2 separate regions of the Homo sapiens genome follow, and region 1 is linked to region 2. Evidence: read pairs that join two places in POLR2A ChIA-PET (ENCODE). Cell type or tissue: PC-3. All regions are shown on one strand. Links, peaks and the distances in the headings refer to the core of each region. The heading gives the core; the rest is flanking DNA. Region 1 has its middle 83 kb from the start of SLC38A4. Region 2 overlaps SLC38A4 (solute carrier family 38 member 4).

Region 1 (8,343 bases), core at 259-8,258, 100 kb after region 2:
CACACTGGGCAGCCAGGAATGTTGGGGTGATCGGGCCCGACATCAGGTCGTGGGGGCAACGAAGTCCGGTGGAGTCAAAGGAATGAGAAAGGACAGTTTCAGAGAAAAAGTGGGTCCAGGAGGCCAACACTAAGTATGGAGGCTGTGAAGTCCCTGAGCTCTGGAAGCCCAGACTATTTATTGGTGATCAAACAAAGAAACAGGGTGTGAGAATGTGGGGGTCGAAAGGGCAAGCACATGATCTACAGCTGTGACGGTTTAGCATTTCCTTTGCGGCACATGGAACATGTTCTTCTGCTTGAGATAATGGAAAGCAGGTTCTTTTAACTCAAGATACAGTCGATCCTGGGAGAGCAAGGAGCAAGGAGCCAGCAAGTCTAGACACATTCCAGAGCCATGAGCCCTGGATTCTATTCAAGCCATGAGGGGTTTTATGCCCTGGGCTTAGATTATGGTGTGTCAGGGTAGCCTTCCACACTTTAGCACAGAGCTTGGTGTTCCAAAGGCCACAAGGGGTTTTAGGCTCTGTACCCCAGACATGTTCCAAGACTCTTTTACATTATGTCAGACATGCAAGCCCTGCCTCAGCTTCTCCCAACACTCAGCTTTTCCCAACAGAGAGATGAGGATGGAACCCCAGAGAATATTAATATTAAGGGATTTTCAAAGAACTAGTGAATGAGGCTGAGATGGAGTAGCAGAGGCAGGAAGAAGCAGAGAGGACAACTAGCAGAGTGTGGGTCACAAAGCGGACAAGCCTGACATCACTTTTATGTCTCTTCCAACCCTGAATTATGAGAAGTTATAAAAAGAAATAAATCCTAAAAAAATTGAAAGTGGCAACTGAACTATAAATTAAAGATTAAAAAAACCATTTCCACTGATTTAAGTATTGATGGGGATGGATTGGGAAGTAAGATGGCTGCCAAGATTCCTGCTCAGTGGTGCACTTACCCTTTATAATCACCTCCCCTTGAGTGTGGTGGGACATATGAAGAAGATGGGTCTTACTTCCACATTGCCATTAAATTGCTTTTGATAAAATATTTTTGGGGATAATAGTTGTCTATTTTTTAATTTTTATGGATACACAATAAATAGTTGTAGTATTTATGGGATACATGTAATATTTTGATACAAGTATAAAATGTGTAGGGGTCAAATAGGGGTAATTGGGATATCTATCAGTTTAAACACTTCATTTCTTAGTGTTAGAAACATTCTAATTCCATGCTTCTTGTTATTTTGAAATATCCAATAAATTATTTTGAACTGCATTGCCCTATTCTGCTACCAAATACAAGATCTTATTCCTTCTGTCTGTATTTTTGTACCCACTAACCAACCCCTCCCCTCCTATACGCAACTACTTTTCCCAGTCTCTGGTAACCATCATTCTTCTCTCTGCATCCATGAGATCAACCATTTTAGCTACCATGTATGAGTGAGAACATGCAATATTTGTCTTTCTGTGCCTGACAACAATTAAGTCTATTGTCAATGAATGTTACATCTGATTTATACAAATGGGTAAACAATTTTTATAGAGAAAAAATCTTGAGATATAGTATACAATTATCCTGACTTCTAATATACCAAGAATAACAAGTGAAAAGATTCAGTAAGTCTGGAGTAGGGTGTAGAGAGCTGTACTGCTATAACACTTTATAAGTAAGTCTTATGTGCATCCCCAATTGAGAGCTACTAGACTAGAAATACTACATTAAAATTAAAAGAATAAGGTTTCATCCAAGTACAATTTTAAATAATTACTAATATTATTACTGATTATGCAGTGGTTGCCTGAAATCATCAGCTCATTAGACAGGTAAAGCACTACCAGGATTCGTAAGTATAGGAAAACCTGACACAATTATTTCTTAGAGTTTTTATCAGTGTTATTCCTTAGGGTTAAAATATATTGTGGACAGTGAAAATATTGACAAATACCAGGGCTTCACCATAAAACATACAATTTCTGATAAATTAATATTAATAAAATTTTACCTATACAATGTTAGCACAGGGATGGCTAAATGTCTCTCTTGATTTGACAAATCTTCCCATGCAACTCATCAAACAAATCTAGTTAATTTCCAGCATCTCTCTTTTTATAAACTAAAAGAAACAATATCTGTAATTTTCCAGGGGCTATCTGGGAAATCTCAAAGATAGTTTTAGGTATAAAAGATGGCCTGAACGTTTTGTGGGCTTTTTTTTTTCTATATTTAGGACCCCTTTTTTAGAAAGTTAAAAATTTTTTTAATGCCAGAGGAAATTTGGACAGTTGGTTAAGATAGAATCATAGGTGTCTTAGAAACAATACTTGGTTGTCTATTTGATCACAGCAACAATAAGATGTATATAAAAAATAAACATGGATGGTAACAAAATTGAGAACCTTAGCTCTTTCAAAAGTTAGACTGAGGGCACAGCAGGATGGCCAGTAGAAGTCTCCACAGATCATCCTCGCAGCAGAAACACCACCTTTGACAACTATCTACACACAAAAAAAGCACCTTCATAAGAAGAAAAAATCAAGTGAGCAATCACAGTACCTGGTTTTAAACTTCCTATCACTGAAAGAGGCACTAAATAGGGTAGGAAAGACAGTCTTAAATTGCCTAAATTACCCCTCCCCTCTCCCCCTGCAGCAGTCTTACAGCACAGAGAGAGAATCTGTGCACTTGGGGAAGGGAGAGTGCAGTGACTGTGGGACTTTGCATTGGAAATCAGTGATGCCAACACCAGGCAGGACTCAGCCAATGCCCACGGAGGGAGCATTTAGACCAGCCATAACCAGAGGGGAATCATCCATCCCAGGGGTTCGAACTTGAGTTTTGACAGGCCTCCCCACCATGGGCTACAGCGCTCTGGGGTTCTAAATAAAGTTCTAAATAAAGTTGAAAGGCTGTCTAGGCCACCAGTCCTAGTGCTGTGCTAGGTTCAGAGCCAGTGGAGTTGGAGGGCACTCAACCTAGTGAGACACAAGCCAGGGTGGCTAAGGGAGCACCTGCATCATTGCTCCCCCAACCCCAGGCAGCACAACTTGCAGCTCTTAAAGAAACCCCTTCTTTCTGCTTGAGGAGAAGAGAAGGAAAAGAAAAGAGGACTTTGTTTTGCAACTTTGATACCAGCTCAGTCAAGGCAGGAAAAGACACCAGTCAGAGTCGTGAGAGCCCCACTAGAGGACCAAGCTCCCAGATGACATTTCTCGGCATATCCTGGGCTGGGAGGGAACCCACTATCTTGAAAAGAAGAAACCAGTCCTGGCAGTATTCATTACCTGCTGACTAAACAGCCCTTCAGCTCTGAATAATCAGTGGTGATAACCAGGTAGTACATGCTGTGGACCTTGGGTGAGACTCTGAGACATGCTGGTTTCAGGTGTGACCTAGCATATTCACAGCTCTAGTGACTACAGGGAGAGACTCCTTCTGCTTGAGAAAAGTATGAACTCAGCCACAGTGGGGAAAAGTACCAAGTGGGCTCTTGGGATCCCCAATTCCAGGCCTTGGCTCTTTTATGGCATTTCTGGACATACCCTGCACCAGAGGAGGGCCCACTTCCCTGAAGGATGAGTCACAGGCCTGGCAGCATTCACCACAATATGACAGAATAGCCCTTGGGCCTTAAGTGAACATTGGCAGTACCCTGGAAGTACTCCCTGTGGGCCTGAGGTGGTGGTGCACACAGGGAAACATTCCTCTGCCTGGGGTAAGGGTAGGGCAGAGTGGAAAGGACTTTGTCTTGTAGTTTCAGTGCCAGTTTAACTGCAGTAATAATAGAGCACCAGGTAGATTTCTAAAGTTTCCAGCTCCAGGCTGGCTCCAAGATGGCATCTCTGAATCCACCCAAGACTCGAGGGAACTTACTGTCACCCCAAAGAGAAGAACACAATTCTGGCTGCTCCACCACCTGCTGAGTGTAGCACACTAGAGCCTTAAATGAACATAGGTGGTAGCAAAGTAGTGGTTTCACAGTGCCTTGGGTGAGACCCAGTGCTGTATTGGCTTCGGGTCTGACTCAGCACAGTCCCACTGGTAGTGGCTACAGCGGTGCTTGTGTCACACATCCCCCAGCTCCATGCAGCCCAGCACAGAAAGACTTTATTTGTGTGAGAGAGGTAAGGAAAGAGAACAAGAGTCTCTGCCTTATAATTTAGAGAATTCTTCTAGATCTTACCCAAGACCACAAAGCTGGTACCTCTATGAGTCTGCAAGAACCACAGCATTACTGGGCTTGGGGTGACCCCTAAAGCAGATAAGGCTGCAGTAGCCAATAGCTTAGATCACAACACCCAAATCCCTTCGAATACCTGAAAAGCTTTCCCAAGAGGTACAAGTACAAACAAGCCCAGACTGAGAAGACTGCAATAAATACCTAACTCTTTAATGCCCAGACACTGACGAACGTTCAAAAGCATCAAGAACATACAGGAAAACATGACCTCACCAAATGAATTAAATAAGCCACCAGGGGCCAGTCCTGAAGAAACAGATATGTGACCTTTTAGATAGAATTTAAAATATCTGTTTTGAGGAAACTCAAAGAAATTCAAGATAACATGGAGAAGGAATTCAGAATCCTGTAAGATAAATTCAATAAAGATATTAAATTATTTAAAATAATCAAGCAGGAATTCTGGAGTTAAAAATGCAATTGACATACTGAAGAATGCATCAGAGTCTCTAGAAGAATTGATCAGGCAGAAGAAAGAGTTAGTGAGCTTGAAGATAGGCTATTCAAAAATACACAGAGGAAACAAAATAAAAAAGAATAAAGAATGCAGCACAACTACAAGATCTGGAAAGTAGCCTCAAAAGTGGAAATCTAAGAGTTATTGGCCTTAAATAGAAAATAAAGAGAGAGATAGAGGTAGAAAGTTTATTCAAATAACAGAGAACTTCCCCAAACTAGAGAAAGATATCAATATCCAAATATGAGAAGGTTATAGAATGCCAAGCAGATTTAACCTCAAGAAGACTATCTCAAGGCATTTAATAATCAAACTCCCAAAGATCAAGGATAAAGAAAAGATCCTAAAAGCAGGAAGAGAAAAGAAACAAATAACATACAATGGAGCTCCAAAACACCTGGCAGCAGACTTTTCAGTGGAAACCTTTCAGGTCAGGAGAGAGTGGCATGACATACTTAAAGTGCTGAAGGAAAAACACTTTTATCCTAGAATAGTATATCCAGTGAAAGTAGCCTTTAAACATGAGGAGACATAAAGACCTCCGGACAAACAAAAGCTGAGGAATTTCATCAACACAAGAACTGTACTATAAAAAATGCTGAAGAGATTTATTTAATTTGAATGAAAAAGATGTTAACAAGCAACAAGAAATCATCTAAAGGTGCAAAACTCACTAGTAATAGTATACAGGAAAACATAAAATATTATAACACTGTAATTGTGGTATGTATACTACTCATATCTTAAGTAGAAAGGTGAAAAAAATGAACTCATTAAAATAATAACTACAACAACTTCAAGAAATAGAAATATAAATAGAATAAGATATAAATAGAAACAACAAAAACATAAAAAGCAGAAAGGTGAAATTAAAGTGTTGAATTGTATTAGTTTTCTTTTTGCTTATTTGTTACTTTGTTTATGCAATCAGTGTGAAGTTGTCATCAGTTTAAAATAATGAGTTATAGATATTATTTCCAAGTCTCATGGTAACCTCAAATCTAAAAACATACAACAGATACATGAAAAATAAAAAGCAAGAAATTAAAACATACCACGAGAGAAAATCACCTTCACTAAAAGGAAGGCAAGAAGGAAGGAAAGAGGAAAGAGAAGACCATAAGACAACCAGAAAACAAATAACAAAATGGCCAGGAGTAAGTCCTTACTTATCAATAATAACATTAAATGTAAATGGACTAAACTCTCCAATCAAATGATATGGAGTGGCTAAACAAATTTAGAAAACAAGACCCAGTGATCAGTTACCAGCAACAAACACATGTCACCTGTAAAGACACACAGAAATTGAAAATAAAGGGATGGAAAAAGATGTTCCATGCCAGAGGAAACCAAAAAAGAGCAGGAATAGCTATACTTCTATTAGAGAAATAGAGTTTAAGACAAAATCTCTAAAAAGAGACAAAGAAGATCATTACATAATGATAAAGGGATTAATTCAGCAAGAGGATATAACAATTATAAACATATATGTACCCAACACAGGAGCACTCAGATATATAAAACAAATGTTATTAGAGCTAAAGAGAGAGAGAGAGACCCCAATAAATTAATAACTGAAGACTTCAACACCCTACTTTCAGCATTGAGCAAATCATTCAGACAGAAAATGAACAAAGAAACATCAGGTTTAATCTGCATTATAGACCAAATGAACCTAATAGATATTATAGAATATTTCATCCAACAGCTGCAGAATACACATTCTTCTCCTCAACACATGGATCATTCTCAAGGACAGACCATATGGGAGGCCAGAAAACAAGTATTTAAACATTCTTTAAAAATTGAAATAGTATCAAATATTTTCTCTGATCCTAATGGAATAAAAGTAGAAATTAGTAAGAAGAATTTTGGAAAATAAACAATATGCTCCTGAGTGACCAGTGAGTCACTGAAGAGATTAAGAAGGAAATTGAAAATTTTCTTGAAACAAATGATAATGGAAACACAAAGTACAAAAACCTATTGGATAGGATATAGTGAAAGCAATGCTAAGAGGCGAGTGTATAGCTATAAGTACCAACATCAAAAAAAAAAAAAAAAAGAAAAACTTCAAATAAACAACTTAATGATGCTTCTTAAAGAAACAGAAAAGCAAGAGTAAACCAAACCCAAAGTTAGTAGAGGAAAAGAAATAATAAAGGTCAAAGCAAAAATAACATGAAATTAAAACAAAGAAAACAATACAAAAGATCAGTGGAGTGAAAAGATGGTTTTTTGAAAAAGTAAATAAATTTGACAAACCTCTAGCCAGACTAAAAAAAAAGTAGAGAAGACCAAAATTAAAAATAAAAAAACAGACATAAAAAGGGAGACATTACCATTAGATACCACAGAAATTTGAAAGATCATTAGAGGCTACTATGAGCAGCTATATACCAATAAATTGGAAAACCTAGAAGAAATGGATAAACTCTTAGGCACATACAACCTACCAAGATTGAACCATGAAGAAATCCAAAGCCTGAACAAACCAATAACAAGTAACAAAATCAAAGCCATAATAAAGTTTCCCAGCAAAGAAAAAGTCCAGGCCTGATGGCTTCACTGCTGAATATTAACAAACATTTAAGTAAGAAGTAATATCAATCCTACTCAAACTACTCTGAAAAATAGAAGTGGAGGGAATACTTCCAAACTCATCCTATGAGGCCAGTATTAACTGCATACAAAAACCAGACAAAAATACATGAAACAAAGAACACTACAGGCCAATATCTCTGGTAAACATTGATGCAAAATTCCTCAACAAAATACTAACAAACCAAATTCAACAACACACTAAAGATCATTCATCATGGCCAACTGAGATTTATGCCAGAGATGTGTGGATGGTTCAATGTATGCTAGTTAATCAATGTGATACATCATAACAACAGAATGAAAAGCAGAAAGAATATGATCATTTCAACTGATGCTGAAACAGCATTTGATAACATTCAACATCACTTCATGATAAAAACTCTCAAAAAACTGGGGATAGAAGGAACATACCTCAACATAATAAAAGCCATATATGACAGATCCACAGCTAGTATCATAATGAGGAAAAACTAAAAGCCTTTCCTCTAAGATCTGCAACACTACAAGGATGCCTACTTGTCATCACTGTTATTCAATACAGTGCTGAAAGTCCTAGCCAGAGCCATTGGACAAGAGAAAGAAATAAAAGGCATCCAAATTGGAAAGAAAGAAGTCAAATTTCCTTTGTTTGCAGATAATATAATCTTATATTTGGAAAAACCTAAAGACTCCACCAAAAAACTATTAGAACTGATAAATTCAGTAAAGTTGCAGGATACAAAATTAAAATACAAAAATCAGTCGCATTTTTATACGCCAACAGCAAACAATCTGAAAAAGAAATCAAGAAAGTAAACCCTTCTAAAATAGCTACAAATAAAATTAAATACCCAAGAAGTAACTTAACCCAAGAAGTGAAAGATCTTTACAGTGAAAACTAAAATATTGGTTAAAGAAATTGAAGAAGACATAAAAAATTGAAAGATATTCCATGTTCATGAATTGGAAAAATCAATATTGTTAAAATGTCTATTCTACTCAAAGCAATCAATGAATTCAATGCAATCCCTATCAAAATACCAATGACATTCTTCACA
Region 2 (8,343 bases), core at 103-8,102:
AATATTATTATATTAGAATAATTTCATTTCTATCATATTAATTAAAAGGTATCTAAGTGTTCTGAGTAGCTAATTCTTTATATCCAAATTCTAATTATTAAACATTGTAATGTCTTGTTCTTTGGATGGGTACCTAAGAAGTTCAGGGTGTAAGGGTGTCAAAACAGTAAATTTCTTAAATTTTACCTGTATGGTTCAACTTTAAAGAAAGACATCAAGTCTGGAAAGCAAAACAGTCCTTGAGTCGAGAAGCAAAAGTTCTGACCTTCCCTAGTTACTGTAAACATTTATTTTACCTGATAAGTGAAAGTGAAAAAGGGAGCTAATATAGCCAGAGCAGATTTCCCAGCATTGCTATCTGTCTCATCTTTCATGCCTACCCAGTATTGACAAATTCACTTTGAAATTTAGGTTTAGGTAGCAGAAAGCCTCACCTATCATTTACCCTTTGGTTGAGCAAGGGTCATGCAACTTCTAAAAGCCAAATCATCTTGTATCCAAGGAACTTATTTAAATCTACATCCACCCTGTACCATAGATAAATGAATGTAGCTTTTACACTACAATCAGTCTAATATTACCTTTATATTAAATTATCTTAATTTCCCCAACAATGCCATTCTTGTCATATTTTGTCAGTGAGAGCGCTTGTTGGTCTATAGCATGAGTTCTCACAGAAATTAGCTTCCATAAAAGTATTCAGTCTGAGGTAGCTCTTAAAGAAGAAACCAACAATAACAGCAGAACTGTACTTGACTATTTCCTATTGCTAGTGCTAATATTTTGGCATTTCCTTTTTTCCTCTACTCAGATATAGCTTACAGATAATATCTAGGAAGAACTAGAAAAGTTAAGATAAATAACCAAATACTAAGGTCTTTTCCCATTTCTGAAAAGATTACATGCTTGCTAATATAAGAATTAAAGCAGCCATTTGATGAGGTATAAAGGACTGGTCATAAGATTTGAATATGCGATTTTGTTTACAGACTTTCTAGCTCTGCTCTTAGAAGAAAACATAGTCATCTTAAACATAAATTGCCACATAAATTTTAGTTCATATTTTCCCAAAGAGTAGTTTCCAGAATGCACAGGGATATGTAGCATACATGATATTAACATAGTGAACTCTTTCTGCTCCACATTTTAATGCATGATACTTAATCTGTCATGAGTTCTGGATGCAGTAAGTTCCATTCATTATAATAGATACTGGACCATTCCCAGAGGTACTTTTTTCTTCTTCTTAGAATAATTATTTTCACTTTCTTTAAACTAACTCACATAACTAAAAAACAGCTTCAATAACCTTAAAGCACACTGTATAACATGTTTAAAGAAAACTCAAAAGTTGAGTCATTAAAGCTACATTTTTCAGATCTTAAATGTTGCTTATATACTTCTTAGGAGTACAAATGTAAATACTTTCAAGAAAATCCCAGAATGCTATCTAAATATAAATCGAAACTGGAGGATCTTGAACTATAAACTAAATGGCAATCTTTTATTAAAAACACACCCAAATTTCTTTACTTTGTCAAAACTAAAACTTTTTAGCCCAGTGTTCATGAATGTGATATATATCATCAATTCAAATATTCTTCCACTGAGTTACAAAACACTCTTAGTTTTACTATACCCTGGGCATTTAACTAAAACCATCCACATATGCTCTGTAAGATACTCAAAGTACAGGGATACTTAAATCCACTGGGAATTCTCCTCTGTCTGATTAATAAATTTGAGGAGAACACCTCTACTTTTAGATAATTGACTCTACTCCTTCAAAATCTAAAGCTATGCTTATATTCCATTCAATTCCCTAGTTTCTTTTAGTAACTTTGTTCTAAAAATACTCCTTAACTAAAATGGTCAAATTAAGAAGAAAAGGTAAGACACAACATTTTTTCTTTTTCATTTGATAATGGTACAGCCCAAACTCTTAGCCATTCACATCTGCTGCACTGAAGTGATGTTCCTTCTTTGATTAGTCAAAAATTTTGTGGGGTTTTATTTGTTTTCAAGATAAACAAAAATCTTTAATAGTGTAATATTGAGAATGTATTTCTGAACTTTCATATTTTTTCCTAAGACAGATTATGTCAATTCTTCATTATAGTCCATGATCAACCTGGAGATATAAATAACTAAACACATTTTACCGGCTGTATTTGCAATGTTTCCCTTTCTTATTATTCACTGTCCTAATTTTATGTTAAACCTAAAATTATCTGTAAAAGAAAACTGCAATCAGGACCTGGGTAAATAATTTCAATGTTTGACATTATACTGAATTGATCATTTCTAAAATGAGGAAAAAAAGTTATCCAAGTAGTATTTTCAAACATTTTAATTTTTAATTAATAAACAAACAACACAATAAAAATAAGAAAGTAAGCATTATTTTAACACTGCAAATATTCATGTAAAAACAGCTGTACCTTAATTATTTATCCAGTCCTGTGCAGGCTTTCCTGACTTGTTTGGAATGGCAGACCCGTGTAACAGCTTTGATTTATATGAAACTTTAGAGATCTAGACATTGATTTAAAGACCAGTGGGAGTGAACGAGACAAGCCAATCAACACCACCACCTCACCCCAACACCTCCTTCTGTCCAACTTGCGTCAGCTCTTGAAAAAAAAAAAAAGAGAAGCTAAGTCAGTTTACTGTTGTACATTTGGATTAAACATCAGTTACACCAATTTCTATTTGCTTTTAGAATTTTGGCTTTCATACAATAAAATAATCACTGAAAGTTTTAGCTTGGTTGGTGTCATTCTCTATTAAGATTTTACTAGGTTGGTTGACTGATGAATCCAGAAATATTCCGTTTTCAAAAGACTTATGAATTGAAGTCAAAGCAAAACAATACAGTAACAATAGTTATGAGGTCAGATTGTTTAATGAAACATAATCGAAATCTCCAGAAAATATTGATTACATAGTGAAAGAGTTATTTTCTTTTAAGTTGTTGATCTTTTCAGAGAAAATTTTACAGAATGACAAATACTTCCAAACGGTACAGTTACTCAAGATGCCATGAAGTTGGAAATCACAGGCCAATATCAGCCACCACTCCTACACCAACGGCAGTGTGCTGAGTAGGCAAAAGGCTGTTTGGCATTTTAAAAGAATTTTTAAGTAGGTATTTTCTGCATTAAAAAAAAAATCTACTTGGCTCTCAACATGTCAGAGGTAGGGTTTTTAACTCTGCCATATTTTATATGTTGGCAAATCATTTATTTATTCTGCTATTAAAATGTATCAACTAGAAACTATTCTGAAAGTGAGGAAAGAAAAACAAATCACAAACGAATCAAGAATTGAGGGTTCTTTGCCTTTTAAGTATTTATGACATGAATGAACAATCTAATAACCAATCAGAAGCAATGCTAGATTACAACAGATGTGTCAATTCCTATTTCTATAAAAGAAAACTAAACATTGCTCCTCGAGTAAGATATTCTTAAGTCGATGCAAGACATTAAACATTAAACAAAATGTGTAGTTAACAATTTTTTTTCCTTTCCAAATGTGCCCGTTTGGTCTATTAACTGTATAGTATTGCAAACTTACTTTTACTTGTCTCTTAGCTCATTGTCTATTTTTTAGAGTTACCCCATAGTTTTGTCTTTTATCAGACGAGAAGTATTGTGGTCTAGGGGAACAATGATAATAACAAATGTACTAATTTTAACGGTAGGGAAATCTCAAAAAAATTCCTTTTAAAATTTCTATTTCCATCATTTAATAGTGATGTTTCCAATTTAAGATTTCTTTCTGTTTGCAAAGTTACCAGATAAATAAAAGATTAACCATGCAAAAATTGCAATAATTGTTAGAAAATCAAATCTATTCTTGTAAAATTTCATTTAATAGTGGGTCAATCAAACAAGAATGAATGCACTCCAATATGTTAATTTGATATTAAATTATAATATCATTTAAAATCGGGTGGAGATAAATGTATAGATCGTTAAAGTTTTACTCTTCCTAAAATTGTAAGCTTTGGCTTTGTTGTAATTCTGATCTTCAAGTATAGTAAATAATTATAGTAAATTAGCATTGGATAAAAATTAAAAGCACACACAAGAGACTTCTATTGAAGAGTTTAATCATGTTTCTTTTAAACCTACTCTACATAGCAAAATTCTTATTACAAAACTTTTCTAACACTGACTTAAAAATCAGATATATACACATGAAAACTAATTTGGCAAAAGTTAATAAATTAAAACAATTAAGTATCTGGTTCATCATTTGACTATTTTTTTCCCTAGATCATTTGACATTTTCAGATGTGGCCAAAATTAGTGAAGAAATATATGGTCTGCTCTCAACAAAACTCACGATAACTTTTCTTTCATAAGCAAAACACAGACTTAATCATTATAATTATAATTTAATGTTCTGAATATTTATTAAAATCATACCACAATGTAATCTCATGCGCATTTGCTAATAGACTTGTGCTGTTTTGAATTTTAATGCATGGCACATGCAACATTCAGTTAGGCTCATGCTTGTTTCATGTACCATAGTAGAAAGAGCTAATCATCAGAATATGGGCAGACCTTAAAAATGAATAAAATGAAAAATACGTAAGTAGTGAATAATGAAGCAAGTCTGGGAATGAGATGACAAACACTTTAACTTGACCTTCACATAAGAAATTAAAATATGTGCCACCATGAATAGATATATGAGATTTGGTCTGTGTGTCTATAGGGGTAGGGGCTGGGGGTAAGATACATCCACATAAAGGGAGACTTGGCTTCCCAGACTAGAACCTACTTAGTGTCAGCAGAACTGCACAGCATGCTCCAGGACTCCAGGAAATAAGGAGTCCCTAGGGACTGAGGACATTCAAGATTTCAGAGAGCCCACAGACCTTGAGCCGGCTATTAAAAGTCCATGTGAGATTCTAGTAGGTGGAGAGGAAAAGGAAAGACATCCTAGATGAAAAATACCCTTGTAATTCTGATCTTCAAGTATACTAAATAGTTACAGTAAATTAGCATGTTGGATTAAAATTAAAAGCTAAAAATTAAAATGCCAGAAGTATATTCTGGCAACAGTGAGAATCATTCTGGCTCCAGTAGAGACCTTCTGGAGCAGAATAGGAGAACAGAATGGAATAGTACAGACTGCAAAAGGTGTTAAGTCTAGGGAACTCAGATTTTTAGTGATGAAGATCTTTTGAAAACTTCTGAAGAAAGTAAGAAAATCAGCATAGTAAAAATGTAGGAGAGATGATGGTGTGGAGGTGGTGGTGGAGGTGGAGGTGGGTACAAGGAGGCCAGTAGGAAGGTTGACTGATAGTTTGGGTTTGGTGATGTTTGCCTATCTGAGAATAATGGCAGAAGGAAAGGTAGATGGACAAAATTTAAATTGGAACCAATGGTAATTTGACTCTTTCTCTTGTATTCCTATTTCTTTTTATCACTTTCACTAGCTCACAATGCTATGAATTTTAAGTGATCATTTTATGAAAAACAAGAACTAGCAATAAAATCTTCATTTTCCTTACATAGAGAAAGAGAACGTATGGTGATAATTCATCCATTTCAACACCCGTTTCATCAATCTATGACTATCACCTTCAAATAGTGTAGAGAAGGTCTTAGAATGTACATCCCAATGTAATGTTATCTATTGAAAATACAAGAATGTTGGCTCAAAATACAGTGATTCAGATTATACCTGTACATTGAGTAAGAAATTTTCTTATACATATTTAAAATCATTGATTATATGGTTTAAAATTTCTACCTCCAACAATGACCTTAAAGAGAAAGTTCCAGCGGGATCAAGTTAAAATTAGTCAACAATTAAAAAAAAAAATCTTAGACCATCATGGTATTTTGCAACGACAGTGGGAGAGATAAACTGTTGTTCTCGTCATGACTATACCTAAATTTCTAATTTTAGTCATAGGACGAAATAATATTTGAAAATAAAATTTGGTTGTAGCCAAATTGGAAGAAGACATTTAGAAACAGTAATGACTAAGAAACAAATTATGTATTTTTTAATACTTTTGTAATGCCTTTGTTTCTGTAGTCATTGCTTTTCTTTGCTCTCACTTCAATTTCCCTTTAGGTCATCTCCCTTTTTTCTTGCTTCCATTTCTTTTTAACTTTTCTATACAACATTGTATTTATGATGCCTTATTCTCCAAGAAGTTACCTTTTACCGTAGATTCATAAACTCAAGATCTAATTGATTTTTTTAATCACATCATAGGTAAATGTCTATCTGACCTCCCAGGTCTTTCCTAAAAAGTGGAAAATACTAGCAGGACTGCAGAAAGAAACAATATTTTGATTACTTCTCTTTAATATGGATTTGCTGTCTGCCTTTTCGTTTTCAGACTTACAGTGTTAAAGAGAATTTGTGATCTTTTTTGATGTCATTGTTTTGGCACTTCAAATTCTTCATTTTATTTCTCTTTTAATATAGATACTTGCAAAAAAAGAAAAATAGAGAAAATCCATAGAAAAATGTTACAGAAATCTTCCTAAATTATTCAAATAGCAGAATTCTCTGCCATGATAAAGGGGAGTCAAGCACTTCTATACCTGAGCTGTCATATTATTTGTATCACTTGTAAAGTAATGAAAACTTAGGTACACTATAGGCATCTCTTTACATGGTTCTGTAATTATTAACCTCAACTTACAAAATAAAAAATTGGAAAGAAAAGAAGAGATAATTAAATGTTACCCCCCCCCCCAAAGCCACATATAAAATTAATTGCAAACAAAGAAGTAAAGATCAATAATTTTCTAATTTGCTTTGGCAAAGCCTCTCAGATTTCCGTGGAAGCTTGAGCCACTTCTATTTTTTTAAGACACCAAATATACATATATATCTTTGCATTGTTTTAATCCAAAATGGGATTACTAAAATGTAGTGCATTTTAAACATTTCTATTTAACAAAACAACATCTTAACACACATACAATACAAATGACTACATGATTAGGATCATTTGATGATACCTTCAAAAAATCTAAATTTGAGACCCTCCCAAATATGAAGCCCCAAAGAGCTTTCAGCCCAGGCCCCTGGGAGAGGCTCTGATTTTCCATTCTAAGAAACCCCACCAAGTGAAATGCAATGACCCACAAGTTTTGAGGAAATTGCTTAGCTGATCGCACGCCCCTCTCTTCAACCCAACCTAAACCACCTTTTCAGTTATATAATGGAGCATTCTGGAAATGTTTGAATAGTCAACTACTATGTTGCAAAATTAGCAAACAAGTTTGGTTCAGGTTGACAAATTTATTGACTTTGCCACAGACCTAAATAGAAAATTGCTTTTAGCCTCAGCTGACAAAACAAGAAAATTAAATTAAAAAAAAAATCTGGTTAGACAACAGCCCATGATGTCTATATTTTGCCTCTGCCTTTCACCTTTGAAAAAGATCCTTCTGGTCCACTTCATTTATTGATCCCACACTGAAATGATGCAATGAAAAGTATCACAAGTTCATTTCAGGCTTCCACCTAAGCAGAAATGTAATGTAACAAGGTCTATAGGACTTATGGGTGATTACAACTTAAATAATGTACTGAAATTCTAAATGTTAAATTAGAACTTTTAGAAGCTTGCTTTAAAGAATAATTTCTAGCCTTTAAAATGCCTGCTTCAGAAAACAGCACTGCTAAGAGATGTATAATTATAATAAGTATAACAATACTTCCTGAAAACTGACTCACCTTGTTAACGTAAGTTCTTCATACAGAATACATATTATGGCAGTGCTGGGCTGGGTTGACTCTCTAGTTCATAGCAATTGATAGTTTAAAAAATTACATTCTTCTTAGATCACAGCATATTAATTTCCATGACTCTCTTTCATACTCCTGCCTGTCCCTACCAGAACAATTTTGATGCATTTTGATTTTGTAATTTCATTAGTGATTGGACTTTGTAAACCTGTTATCATCTTGCTTAAATTTGGACTTTCGGTAGTTTAAGCTGTGACCCAATATGCTGTGTGGATAGACTTTAAAAGCAAGGGGGCCCTCCTAAATGGTGATAATGCTAACATATGCTTCAAAGAATCAGGATCCCTACTAACTAAAGATATGTTCAGGCTGGCCTTTTTACTATCCTATCCAGAATGTTAGAAATAAGAAATGCATGTTCACTAGAAAATGTCTTTCAAAGGAATCTGAGCAGAGAGAGAGAAATAATAGTGTCATCGACATTTCCTCATTCACTTTTTAATGAACTCGGGAGGATTTCCGAGTCAGGTCTCCTCAGTAGAGAAGAGGGCAGGCTTCTGCCTGAAAAGCTTATTTCTGCTGCTGGACTCCAAGCAACTCCCA

The links. ChIA-PET counts read pairs that join two places held together with the same protein. Peaks named below come from ENCODE experiments on the same cell type or tissue, not always from the same donor. Only the 100,000 strongest peaks of a DNase experiment are listed, where the experiment ranks them.
Region 1: POLR2A ChIA-PET joins it to region 2 with 18 read pairs; 2 of 35 experiments call an interaction of 5 or more read pairs at or near these places.

The regions. Positions count from the first base shown.
Region 1 is chr12:46,905,108-46,913,450 of GRCh38, forward strand. No RefSeq gene overlaps it. Among named protein-coding and RNA genes, the nearest start is that of SLC38A4, 83 kb to the left of the region's middle. In PC-3, for the core only: no CTCF peak of the experiment used is centred there; DNase peaks (open chromatin) are centred at 3,314 and 3,624; H3K27ac peaks cover 1,215 bases.
Region 2 is chr12:46,801,162-46,809,504 of GRCh38, forward strand. SLC38A4 (solute carrier family 38 member 4) reads right to left here. Exons shown (of 17, transcript NM_018018.5): 2 at 2,442-2,633. Among named protein-coding and RNA genes, the nearest start is that of SLC38A4, 21 kb to the right of the region's middle. In PC-3, for the core only: no CTCF peak of the experiment used is centred there; no DNase peak of the experiment used is centred there.